2 separate regions of the Mus musculus genome follow, and region 1 is linked to region 2. The links are chromatin contacts, found by Hi-C or POLR2A ChIA-PET in ENCODE. All regions are on one chromosome and are shown on one strand. Each heading gives the region's core, a stretch centred on a gene start or an enhancer-like site at or near the end of the contact. The rest is flanking DNA. Distances are from core to core; before and after follow the strand shown.

Region 1 (5,870 bases), core at 3,158-5,657, 750 kb after region 2:
ATATATACAATTATAGTCACAGAAAAACACAGAAACCCACACACACAATTATAGACATGAGAAATGTTGATGCACACGCATGTGTGTGGGAATGCATACAATTATAACTATAAGCAAGCACACAGAGAAATAGAAATGTGCTTAAGTACACATAAAAACATGTGAAAAGAGACATGATACATTTGTCCATGAATAGCTAAAATTTGGACTCAGGGACAGTGGCTCTGCATTTGTTTCCCGTGTCTCTTTGGCCTACAGCCAGGGCTGGTCCTTCAGCTATGGCCACTTCCCCTTGCACAAGACCCTCTGGATAAAGCAGTCCGTGTTTCTTTGTCACCAAGCATCTTTATTGTTACATAAAACACAGGTAGCTGGGCTGGGAAGCGTGCCTTCTCTGAACCCCAGGCTGGGGGGTGGGACGGGACATGAGGAGACAAGGGAGATGATGGCCCCGGTGGGTGCTGGACTTCCCCCACCCACTACAGAATTAGTTCAATACAACACACCATGCTACAAAGTCACCCCATTAAAACATCCTTCCAAAGTCAAGACATTCCTTTACAAATGAGCTCCAAGATTATAGAAATGACAACAACACAAAAAAAATCTGGTTCAAATATACAGTATTTGTCCTTGTAGGAAAAGTCAGGGTATACATATTTGACATGGCTGAACAGTAGGACACAAAAGCAAGGGGGAGAGGACAGTGAGTCTGGGAACATCTCCTTAGTCCCACAAAAACAAAACCCAGAGCTATTCCAGAGGATGGCAGCCAGCTCGGGAATGCTCCCCTCCTGAAGTAGGGTTAATGGCCCTGACCTTGTGTCAAAGCCAGAGAAAGAGGGATTCTAGGTTACAGCACTTGGTATGCTTTGGAATAAATATATTATTTTTCAATTTAAATAGAAGCCAATACCCTGGTCCCTGAACCTCATTGCCTTGTCAGTGAAGCCTTGGTGACCCCAAAGACTATCAGTTAGAAGCATCAAGGTCCAGCCTGGGAGGGATGGGCACCGAGAAGCAGGTGAGCTAGCCAGCACACAATAGGTAGTTTAGGGCTAGTAGTAGGTAGTATTGATCATGGTTTGCAGGTATTGGCCGGGTGTGTGATGGGGGTGGGGCAGGTGCTGGGTGTCTGCCAGTGTTGGGACATGAAGGAGGCTTCTTAGGAATGGTGGCCCACTGGGGCTGGGCCCATAGGTAGTTTGGGAGTGCCTCTCAAAGAGGCCTGTGCTAGGTAGTATTTTGGCTGTGCCTGCGCACAACACTGGCCCAGGGTTGTGGGTATCTACTGGGTTCCTCAGAGGCAGAGAGGGTCCCCAAGGTGACCTAATTTCCCTGGGAGCTAAAGTGGGTGATTGAATGGAATGAGGGTAGGAACTGATTCCCTCTTTTTTTCTTTCCCTTTCTTTTTTCTCTTTCTTTTTTCTTTCTTTCTTTCTTTTTTTTTTTTACACTTTATTTCCCCCCATTTTTGTAACTAAAATCAATGAGTCTCTTAAAGACGCTTTTCCAACTGTCCTGTGCAGCCAGGGTCCTGTGCCTGGCCCTTTACTCCTCTTCCTCCTCTTCTTCCTCCTCTTCCTCCTCTTCCTCCTCGTCCGCCTTGTCAGCAGCTGTGGAAACGGAGGGCACCGCGTCTTCCGGGGCTGCAGTGGGAGCCTGGCTCTCATCTTTATGCTCTTTCTTCCACTTCATGCGCCGATTCTGGAACCAGATCTTGATCTGGCGCTCAGTGAGGCAGAGCGCGTGAGCGATCTCGATGCGGCGGCGCCGCGTCAGGTAGCGGTTGAAATGGAATTCCTTCTCCAGTTCCAGCGTCTGGTAGCGCGTGTAGGTCTGGCGTCCCCGCTTCCTGTCGGGTCCTAGGAACAGAAATTTGGACATATAGATAGACAAAACAGACAAGCAGACTAGGATGTGGACAGAAGAGTGCTTTAGTCAGGCCAGCAGCCCAAGAACCTGCACCTTCCACCTTGCCCAAATCCAGGTGCAACCCTCATCACCCTCAATTGAGCTGGGGGAGGGAAATTGTGAGCGGAAGGCCCCAGGGCCAGACAAGCAAGAACATCTGTGAGAAGCCTTAGGGCAGAATTCCAACTTTACAACTGGCCTTTCCAGCCGGCTACGTTTCCACAATGTCCTGCTTCCCCCTGACAAAGGGAAATTGTCAATATAGAGTGTGGCAAGTGGGGGACTCTGCGCTTTTGCCATTCAAAGGCGAGCCTGGCTGCTCCCCAGCCTTGCTAGTGGGCGACCCTCATCAGCAGCCCCATCCACAAGACCTTCCTGTGACTTTCCCACCCTCTGTCCCATTGGCTTCAGCCCCGTTCTGGAAATGGCCTCTGGTACAGTGATGAGTGAGGGATCCCGGAGGTCTCAATTCTCCTTGCCTTTGAGAAAGAAAGCCAGGCCGAAAGAAGGGAAGGAGGGGAGAGAGAGCTGGAGTCAAGAAAGAGATAGAGGACAGAAAAGAGGGGGATAGAAAGAAAGACTGAGGGAGAGAAAAAGAGAGGGAAGGGAAGAAGGGGGAGAGGGGGGGGAGAAAGAGAGAGAATATGAGAATGAGAATAGCGGAGAAACTTATTGTAAAAATTCCAAGGCAAATGGAGTTAAATAAATTTACGAGGATCGAACCCATTAATTGGGCCATAAAAAGTTTTATGAGCCTCATTTACATACAATGCTACGGGTCTCTCCACGCTATGGCGCCTCAGCTCTAATTAAAACCAGAAAGGCAGCGCCACGGGGACTTGCGGGGCCGCCGGCTGGAAGCCGCCGGGCTGGGCTCTCTCAGCCCCCCGCGCCCTGCTCCCGCCCCTCCGCTCCTCCCGCTCGCCGACCCCGCCGACCACTGAGCCTACCTGAACTGCGCATCCAGGGGTAGATGCGGAAACTGGCTTCGGCCGGGCCGTGAAGCACGCCCTCGTCCGCCTTGTCGCAGGCGCCTTTGGCGAGGTCACTGCAGAGCCCGGGGATGTTTTGGTCGTAGGAGGCGCAGGGCAGGTTGTAGGCGTCGGCTCCCAGGCCATAGCCGGACGCGAAGGGGCTCTGATAGAGGGGGCTGTTGACATTGTATAAGCCCGGCACAGTGGAGGCGAAGGCGCCGGCGCCCGGCCCGTAGCCGCTTCTCTGCGAGTTGGGTGCAAAGGAGCAAGAAGTCGGCTCGGCATTTTGGAAGAGAGAAGCCCCCGCCGTATATTTGCTAAAAAGCGCGTTCACATAATACGAAGAACTCATAATTTTGACCTGTGATTTGTTGTCCGGCAGCTTTCAGTGTCGGTTTTACGAGGTAGCGTGATATATGATAACATTACACCCCCAGATTTACACCAAACCCCATTTTCTTTTGGACGGAGCTCGCCGCGGCACGTGACCGCCCACATGACCGCCTCCGCCAATCTCAGCAGCCCTCACAGGTGGTCCCGCGCCACGGGCCGCCTGCCTCCTAGAATGGAAGGGGAAGAGGCTCACAGACGCGGCCTGCCTGCACCGGGCTGCCAGGGCGCCCGACGCAATCAGACCCCTAGGCTCCGCCAGAGCCCCGTCCCAGCCGCCGAAGCCTGGAGGCAGGGATCTCGCCCCCTCCCCCGACAACCTCATACCTATTCCTGAACCCCAGATCCACTGTGTGGATTCCCCCTGTTCGGGCCCTCTCTGAGGGTCCAAGACCCAGGGTCTCTGTAACCTGTCCGCCCAAAGATGGTCTAGAGAGGGAAATCCACTCTTTGCCCACCTCTCTCTATAAGCAGGGAAACCTTTAAGACCTGATTTGATGCTCCAGCGCCAACACCGCAGGCGCGGTGTCTCCTCTAGCCGAGCGGAGAGACCGCTGCCACAAACTGGAACCATGTGGTTCGAATAAAGTCAACGTCTCTCAGCTTCCTTTCTTTAATCGGCGGCGCACTGTTTATCTGCCCTAAAGGAAGCAGTGAAATATTTATCTATTAATGAGCCTCATTTGCCAACAGATATACTAACATGGGATTCCTTTTCTCCTCCCGGACACTGCGGCCCTGGCAGTTTCTCTGCATTTGCTCCTGGGCACCTGGCTGGCTGGCAGCAACTCCAGAGATAGCTCAACACCCGCTTTGTCCTTGCCACAACCCCTAGTTACCCCCTAGATGACAAAAAACTGGGGTATCCTCATTCAGTTTGGGAGAAACTCGGCTCCACAAATTTTAAAACACATCCGTCATACACTCCTGGCGGCTCTCAGGCAAGCAAGCCTTCCACCCTGTGGGCCGGTAACAGTTTTAGAGCTGGATTAGAGACAGGAGAGGTAATCTCAGGACCTGGGTGCTGTAGCTCATTGTGGAACCCCAGTTCTTTAGGAGACAATAAAAGCGAATAAGGGAGCCCTTTCTAGGGGCCACCCAGATCCCGCGGCTTCACCTTTCTAAGCACTGTGTGCTTGCTAAGCACAGCCTCGTTCTCTCCCAAATAGTAGCCCACCCTGGGGGCTTACCTTGCTGGGCTTCAGACCCCCTCCCCCTGCAATGATAGGTCGGGTGAAGGCTCTGCTGCCCAACGCTCTCTGGAGGATATTTGGGTGAACCCTTCCCCTAAACGCCTCATAAACTGCTCAGGCCATGCTGGAAGACTGGCGACCTTTTACTGCTCAGCTCGATTGCACATCATAAACCCGACTTCACAATGGAATTGCCCCGGAAATTCTCCTCTAAATTATAGAGTTTGGTTCCTGGTGTACAAAGCACTTTCTTATCACTTTCAGTGGGTCCAGGCTGCCTCCACCTACCCCACCCCCGTTTACCGCATCCTCTCAGGGGGGTCTTGGAAGCACAAAAGACAGAGGGATGTTCAAATCCCGCTGGAACGAACCCCAGCTCCTACCTAGTAAAGGGCTCAGGTTTTGGTGGGGAGGAGGGCAGGTGGGAGCTGGGCTATCTCCCCTGGAGCATAAGGACCCTAAGGCGGCAATATCCGGGATCCACTTTATGGTGGACCAGGATGGGAAACAGAAGAGGTGAAACAGGGAGGGGGTAGAAATCGAAATAACAGTGTCTTCTAAGAGAGAAATAAAATTCTAAAATAGCTAAAAGAAGATGAAGCAAACCAAAAGAAGGCTAGGAGATCAAAGAGGCGAAATTAGACTGCTTTAGACCAATAAATTGTTCCTGGGGTGACACAGAAGGGCGCACAGTGAAAGGCCAGGCAGGCCCAGGCGGTCTGTCTAGACTCAGGAGACTGGAGCAGTCCAAAGGCACGTGTCTAAAGTGGAACTTCTCTTTAGAAGGAGACCTGACAACCAGAGTTCGGAGTTGGGTTGAACAGGAAAAACACGACACTAACACACCTAGGAAGGTCATCTGAATTTGGCCTGAAAGGACTAAGTGGTTCCCACAAGAGACTCTGTGCTAGTTTGCCAAGGCCAAATAGGTCCCAAATTCTGCTGTTTTCAAGGTCTTGGCACTTCTGGGCACAAGTCTTCCCTCTGAGTGGGATTCAAGACTCACCAAAAACCCTCACTTCGTTTCTGTGTCTCTTTTCCCTTGGCAGACTTTGAACAAAATCAGACTCTCAGCAAGGCCTATTTAATTATATGTTTTCTGACTGTTGGCTCCCTACTTATTTAATGGAAATGTATCTGTTATGTGTGAAAATATTCACACACTATTGAGCCCAGACCCAGTTTTTAATCTGCTATCTAAATATTTCCCAACGCTGTCCCAGAACTAGCTTTCAAACCTACTGCCAGAGTTTGTTTCCTCCGTTTCCTGTGGCCAGATAGTCCTCAATGTTTAAATCTAGGTTTAGAATGTAAACGCAGACCTTTGCAGCAAAACGGCGCCTTCTAGAGAGTCCAGTGGTGCTGAGTTTGGGGGACTTTGAACCTTTCTAGTCTCCTC
Region 2 (5,969 bases), core at 1,331-3,830:
TAAAGAGCTTTCGGAACTGTTCCTTTTCTCTCTGCAAAGGGAAATACCATTTCAATTTTTATTTACACTTTCTTTGTATGCAGGAAATTAAATTCTTAAATATGAGGTGACCTGCTGGTAGAGTACCTTTTTCCTCTCCAAAGGAACAGTTTCTAAAGTTTTCTGGGGGGGAGAAAAAAAACTTACATCAAATTTAAACCATATGTTAAACTGCATATTAGTTGTGTTACACCAAAAATTGCCTGAGCTATACAAGTTTCAAAGTCACTAATATTCGATCTAACTTCTAATTCACGTAAACTTTCTTAGATTTTCTTCAAAAAAATTCAGAAAAACCATACCCAGCTCTTAGGTCATTTAAAGGGTATTAAAGAATTCTTTTGTAATTCATTAAATTCTACAACCCAAGTCCAAAATTTACTACTTTTTAGATTTAAAAAAAATTTAAAAAACCTGTTTCCAAATTCACCACTTCCAAGATTCAGTTTCTGAAAAGTGGCATATTTGCTTTTCCCTGAGCTGCCCCCTCTGGTGTTAATTGTAAGTATCTCAAGATGAAAAAAAAAAATCCTGCAACTCTGAAACAAGCTCCATGAAGAATGCTGAAACTCCAGATATCACCTTAAATCTGGTTTTGTCAGGCACTTAATACTGGCTTTCCAATAGCTAAGTACAAAAACTTATCAAGATGTTCATAAATTAGGTCATACTATCCAGGACCTATGACTGCACAACGAAATGAAAAAGCAAAATTATAAAACAAATCCGTTATTTTACTGTATAGCCTAAATTTGTAAGTTTCTCCAAAATGTGCTCAAAAAGCCAATGTTTACAATTTTTAGGTTTTGAAATGTTTAATAAAAACGACCAAAATTGTTTTAAATAGTCAAAATAGTTACAAAAGCCTTAATCAGGACTCCAAATAGTGTTTCTGGTAGCTCTACTAAAATGTCAGTAAATTGGCTTTCCTTAAACTAAGTTGCAAGTATTAAATACACCTTGTTTTTTCATATCACTAACGAAAGCAAAAGCTCTTTACTTACCTCGGGTTTTTTCCAAACTTACCAGACGTCCACTATCGATTATAAACAAGGTTATTTTATTTATAAGTGTGCTTAGAGTCAAAGAAAATAACCAAGGAGACCCCTTTCAATTCGAAAGCTAATGCTTATCAGTGTAATGATGCATCATAATTTCAAACAAATAAAAAATAAAAAAACCGAATGACCACGCTCAAACACTGTGACCCCAAACTAAGTTTTTATATAGCCAGGACGTGGATTTTCGTCCACTGAACCAGGCTTTAAGCGAAGGCTAACTATGAAAAGTCAGCTATTTCACTTCCTTAAAGTGAACACCACGTGCTAAGGATCCGTTGACTTTACCAACAAATTCGAAGATTCCCTTAAAAATGCTTATAATTTGAATTATTTCGATCCGAGGATCCTTTAAGCAGATAAAAGTTCTGCAATAAAAGGAAAGTAACCCTGCACTCAACATAGCCTCCCTAGCTTCCTGATGAGCGCTCCCATTTTTTCCACTTTGACTTCCTCCTACTATACTAATGCTCAAGTGCTTTACTACAGCACCCGTAATCTTACGTATTATGAAAAATAAAACGGTCTCTTTGCAGCGACGCTGCCTTCAGCCACCCGCCCAGGCCTCGGTTGTACTACGTTCTCTCTGCCTGTTCCAGTAAAGCTCGTGGAGCGCCGCCACCCCGCCCCCACCCCGCGCCTCGGTGGCTTCAGAAAGCAATGGCGCCATTTCGTCGAGGGGAAGGCAGAGAGCCTTTAGCGAGGTGCGCAGGACGCTGAAGACCCAAGCTCAAAACGCTAAATCCACCTCGAAACGGTATGAAGACTTCCAAAAGAAAGGAAAATCGCTAAACACGTCTACGCAGTGGTGAAAAAAGAAAACCAAACTAGTAAACCTAAAGCGTTGAAAGCAAAATCGTGGCGAGGAAGGAGACGGGAAAATGGCGGCCGCCAAATCCGGTTCCCGGGAGAGGGGGGAGGGGAAGCTTCGCAGACTCGCTCCGGGAAGCCGGGGGGGCCCCAGAAACGTTCCGCCGCGAACACAACCGAGCCCCTAGGCCCGCGCACATCGAAAGGCCAGCGATGGCCCGCTCACGCGCTACTTTAGCGGTCCAGCCCGGTCGCGGCGGGCACTTCCCATCCCCCACCCCAACTGAGGGAAATGGCGCCGGGCGGCTGAGGGCGGGGAAGGCGGTCGGACAATCAGAGGCCTCCTCCAACGACCCCTCAGAAACTCGCCAAGGCCAACCGCCACTCGAGTGGCCGCATCCCCTCCGCCGGACCACGGAGGCGGGTGGCCGGTTTCCATTGCGGTGCCTACGGCCTCGCCATGCCATTTTTAATAACTCATTGATTTCAAACCCGTTACCTCCATCGCGGACTCAGTCGCTTCAGCCCGATTTCCCGCAGCCGAGCGAGATGAGAAAGACCTCCGCGGACGGACGCGCACGGGACTCGTCCTGGCGCTGTGGGGAGAGCAGGCGATGGCCAAGAAACTGGGCCGCAAAGGAGCTCCTGCACACGGGACCGGCGCCGCTGCTACTGCCGCTGGAGCCGAGACCGCCGCTTTTCTAGAACCTTCCCCCCACTAACGCGTCTCCGCTTACGTCACGCCGTTACGTAAACGCCCTAACCGCCGCCAATGGCGGGAAGGGCCTACACTCTCCTTACGCCAAGTACGTGACACTCCCCCTTTAGGTACAGCGGGACTGCTTTACATCACTTGCGCAACTGTGTTCCGTGAATTGCGGAAGGCTCGCGCTCGGCGTGTTACTACGTCCGGAACTAGGTCCGGCCCCCACCTCCGCGTAGGGAGCGGAGAAACGGTCGCGCAGTTTGAAATAACGCCGTCGGGAGGGGCTTAGGCCGGCGCTGGGGCGTGCGGCCCTCTCCACCCAAGCGTGCTCTCTGCAGCTACGCCTTTGCCAAGCCCGTCCGCACAAATATTCTCGAACCACACAAATATTTCTACACGTCCCAAAGGGGTTCTCACTCGGTCCCTCCCAGAAGGACTTTTAGTCCAAGTACCACCCCGGATGCCACAAGCCTTGGGATCCCGCGCCTAGTGAGAGGTGGTGCTTAAAGAACCCCGCTGTTTATCTCCCCGGCCTTCAAGATCCGGGCAAGGAGGTGGGTGGAGCCCCGCTTTGGCGCGCTCCGAGACGCAGAGAGGCCTCCGCGGTCCTTCCTGCCCGCCTTCCCCCCCCTCCCCCCAGCCAGGAGACCCCCTGGGCGCCACGCCGCGGACGGTGAGCATTGCGCGCGCCGCCCCCCGCAGGACGCGTTCCCGGCGGGCCCCGCGCGGCCAGGGCGTGGGCGGTGCTCCCCCTCCCCCCCGGCGGAGCTGCCCGCGCCCCCTCCCCTCGGATGTGGCTGAACCGAAGCGCGCAGGCGGGAGACTCTGCAGGATCCGCGGCCCTGAGCATCGGAGCGGTGAAGTTCGTGCCTTTGCTTTTTTTCGATCTTGCGTGTGGTGGGGTTTAGGATGCTCCGTGCGTCCGAGCTTGCGGGGAGGCTGCGAGCCCCGTGGGCCGCGGGCTGCGGGAAACCGGCTGGGGCCTCGCTGAGGCGGGCGCCGCGCCGGTGCGTGGGGGAGATGGGACAATTGTGCATGAGGGTGGGAGCCGGATGACAGCTACCGAGACTCCAGACAAAGCGCGGGCCTCCCCTCCCCCAGCCTCGTCGCAGGCCCGCAGGGAGAGAGCGGTTCAGGCTCTGCAGCTGCGAGGCCCGAGGCTCCGGGCTGCGGCGCGCTCCCGGCTACGTGGCCGCCGCCGGATGGGGGAGGCGCGGGCCCGTGGCGCAGTGCCCTTGAGCCCCCGCCGCCGCCTTTGTTTCTCCCCGCGGAGGCGCTGACCACGAGGCCCGCGCTCTCGGGTGGGGGACGGGCTCCCGACCGGGGAATGGAGCTGGGAAGGAGCCCTCCTCGGAGGGGAGCGTGAAGGAGGTCGACTCCTTCTATCCTTATCAGGACAGTACTTGGGAGCTTGAGGCTGGGGATTGCCAGGCGTTGAAGCCCAGACTGGACTATAGAGAGTGATTACCGCACCACCACCCCCGGAAAAAAAAAGCCAGAAAATAGGACTGGGACATCTTAATGTGTTCCTTTTTTTATACCGTGATTGAACAGGGAGGGCCTCTGAAAAAATAAGGATGGAATTATATGAGCTCCTTGGAGTATTCAGAAATCTAAAGAAAAAGATCTTATGGTAATTTGCTAACAAAAGATAGTCATTTCCTTTCATCCAAAATAAACACTAAAATTGTTAAAATTCTATATGGATTGGGAAAGTAACAATCCTCACCATGTAAAGTTGTCTGAGGTACCAGTGTTTTAGTAAGATTATTTTCACTAACATACTGAAATTATTAGTAACATACTAATAACACGGGAACTCAACTGTTTTCCTGCATTTTTACCCGAAATTTACATGTTGAAATCCACACAAAACTTGTAGCTGCCTTTTGTGTGTCATGAAATTTTAACTGTCCTACATTTTTTTTCTTGCAATAGCTCTTCAAGTCTCCGATTAAATTTAAAAAATGGCCTCCAATAAAACTACATTGGTAAGTTTGTGAAAACCTAGAACATAAGAATCTTAACTGAAGGATTTTTTTTTTTCTTTAAAATTACAATTAAGAAACCATGTGGTGGTGGATCTCTGAGTTCGAGACCAGCCTGGTCTGCAGTGTGAATTCCAGAATAGTCAGAGCTACACAGAAAAACCCTCTCTGGGCGTGTGGGTGGGGGAGCTAGAACCTGTGGTGGACATGGTTGTGCCTTCCTTTAATCCCATCATAAGTGGGTGAATTGCTGTTAGAAGCCAGCCTACCTAAGTCCTTGTATTTACCAGCATTCTAAAGAAAAAGGAATTAACACTAAGTAAGGCTTTTCTTAAGGAGGATCACAATACATTTTTTTGAAAAAGCGTTGTACAGTTTTTGCTGGATGCTTTTGAGGTAAAAAATGCATGTTTGTGGGTTATAAAACAGCTCAATCTTCAGAGCCCAAGGAAAAGTGGAAAGAAAAAACAAGTTTCTACCAGAGTGTGCCTTGATTTCCACACAGGAGCTCCATCATATTGTTAATGAGCTGAATGGGGGAAGAGTCGTGGACAGCTCTATAAAAGTCTTGTGGGTTGGCATGATTACCCTGGAAGCTGTGCTGTTCTGGAGACACTGAGCATTCATTAGTGCACAGAGAGTGAGTTAGATAGAGCTCACGTTGCCATGAGCAAGAATTACAAACTGTCTAGGAGTGATCTAAGACTGTTAGATCAATTCTGTTTCTTTTCAGCGATTTCTGACTGTTGCTAAATCCAGTGTTAGTTTTCTTGGGATTTCTAGTAAGTTAGACAAATTTATTTTTGTCAAGTTATATTTAAAATAAATAAAACTGGGTCAGCCAGGCAGTGGTAGCCCACAACTTTAATCCCAGTACTCCAAGACAGAGGCTGGTAGATAGATCTACACAGCGAGTCCACGGACACCCAGGGCTACACAGAGAAACCAAAAACGGAGGGAGGAAAAAAAAATGGGTCTGAAGGTGTATGTTTGTGATCCAGCCTGTGAGAAGCTGAAGCAAGCAGATTGCCTTGAGTTTGAGGCTAGCCTGGATTCCAAAATTCTGGGTAGTCGGGGCTGCATCCAAGACCCTGTCTAGAAAAAGATTCATGTCAAAAGAGTGAAATTTACAGTTGTGGTTTCTACATTAATTAGGACACATTGATCTCAATCATATGGAGGTGTGCATTAACAAAACATGGGTTTTTATCCTTGAATTTCTGACCAAAATGAGCAAGAGGGTATTTCTATCTCATATAGTGCATGACTTCAACTGGTCTGCAAAGTGGACTAGATTCTGTGATCAGAAGCCCTGATGGTCACTCTTAGATGACCCAATACAGTGATAAGCATGAATCATCTGGTAAA

Evidence for each region. Hi-C counts contacts between places; a loop is a spot of excess contacts on that map. ChIA-PET counts read pairs that join two places held with the same protein, here RNA polymerase II (POLR2A).
Region 1: a loop to region 2 is called in a map of gastrocnemius, with 6 times the contacts of the local background. The contact joins the promoter of Hoxa7 here to the promoter of Hnrnpa2b1 in region 2. A Hi-C loop is called at or near these places in 3 of 37 maps with a recorded cell type or tissue (Patski and gastrocnemius). POLR2A ChIA-PET finds 5 or more read pairs at or near these places in 1 of 5 experiments (Patski).

The regions. Positions count from the first base shown.
Region 1 is chr6:52,214,166-52,220,035 of GRCm38, forward strand. It overlaps Hoxa7 (homeobox A7), which reads right to left and starts at 4,408. Exons shown (of 2, transcript NM_010455.2): 1 at 2,865-4,408; 2 at 1,458-1,865. The coding sequence starts at 3,240. The coding sequence ends at 1,552. Mira (mistral long non-coding RNA) reads right to left here and starts at 1,123. Exons shown (of 1, transcript NR_045199.1): 1 at 326-1,123.
Region 2 is chr6:51,467,265-51,473,233 of GRCm38, forward strand. Hnrnpa2b1 (heterogeneous nuclear ribonucleoprotein A2/B1) reads right to left here and starts at 2,581. Exons shown (of 12, transcript NM_001374745.1): 1 at 2,407-2,581; 2 at 127-162; 3 at 1-31. The coding sequence starts at 2,412. Cbx3 (chromobox 3) reads left to right here and starts at 3,352. Exons shown (of 6, transcript NM_007624.4): 1 at 3,352-3,475; 2 at 4,552-4,604. The coding sequence starts at 4,581.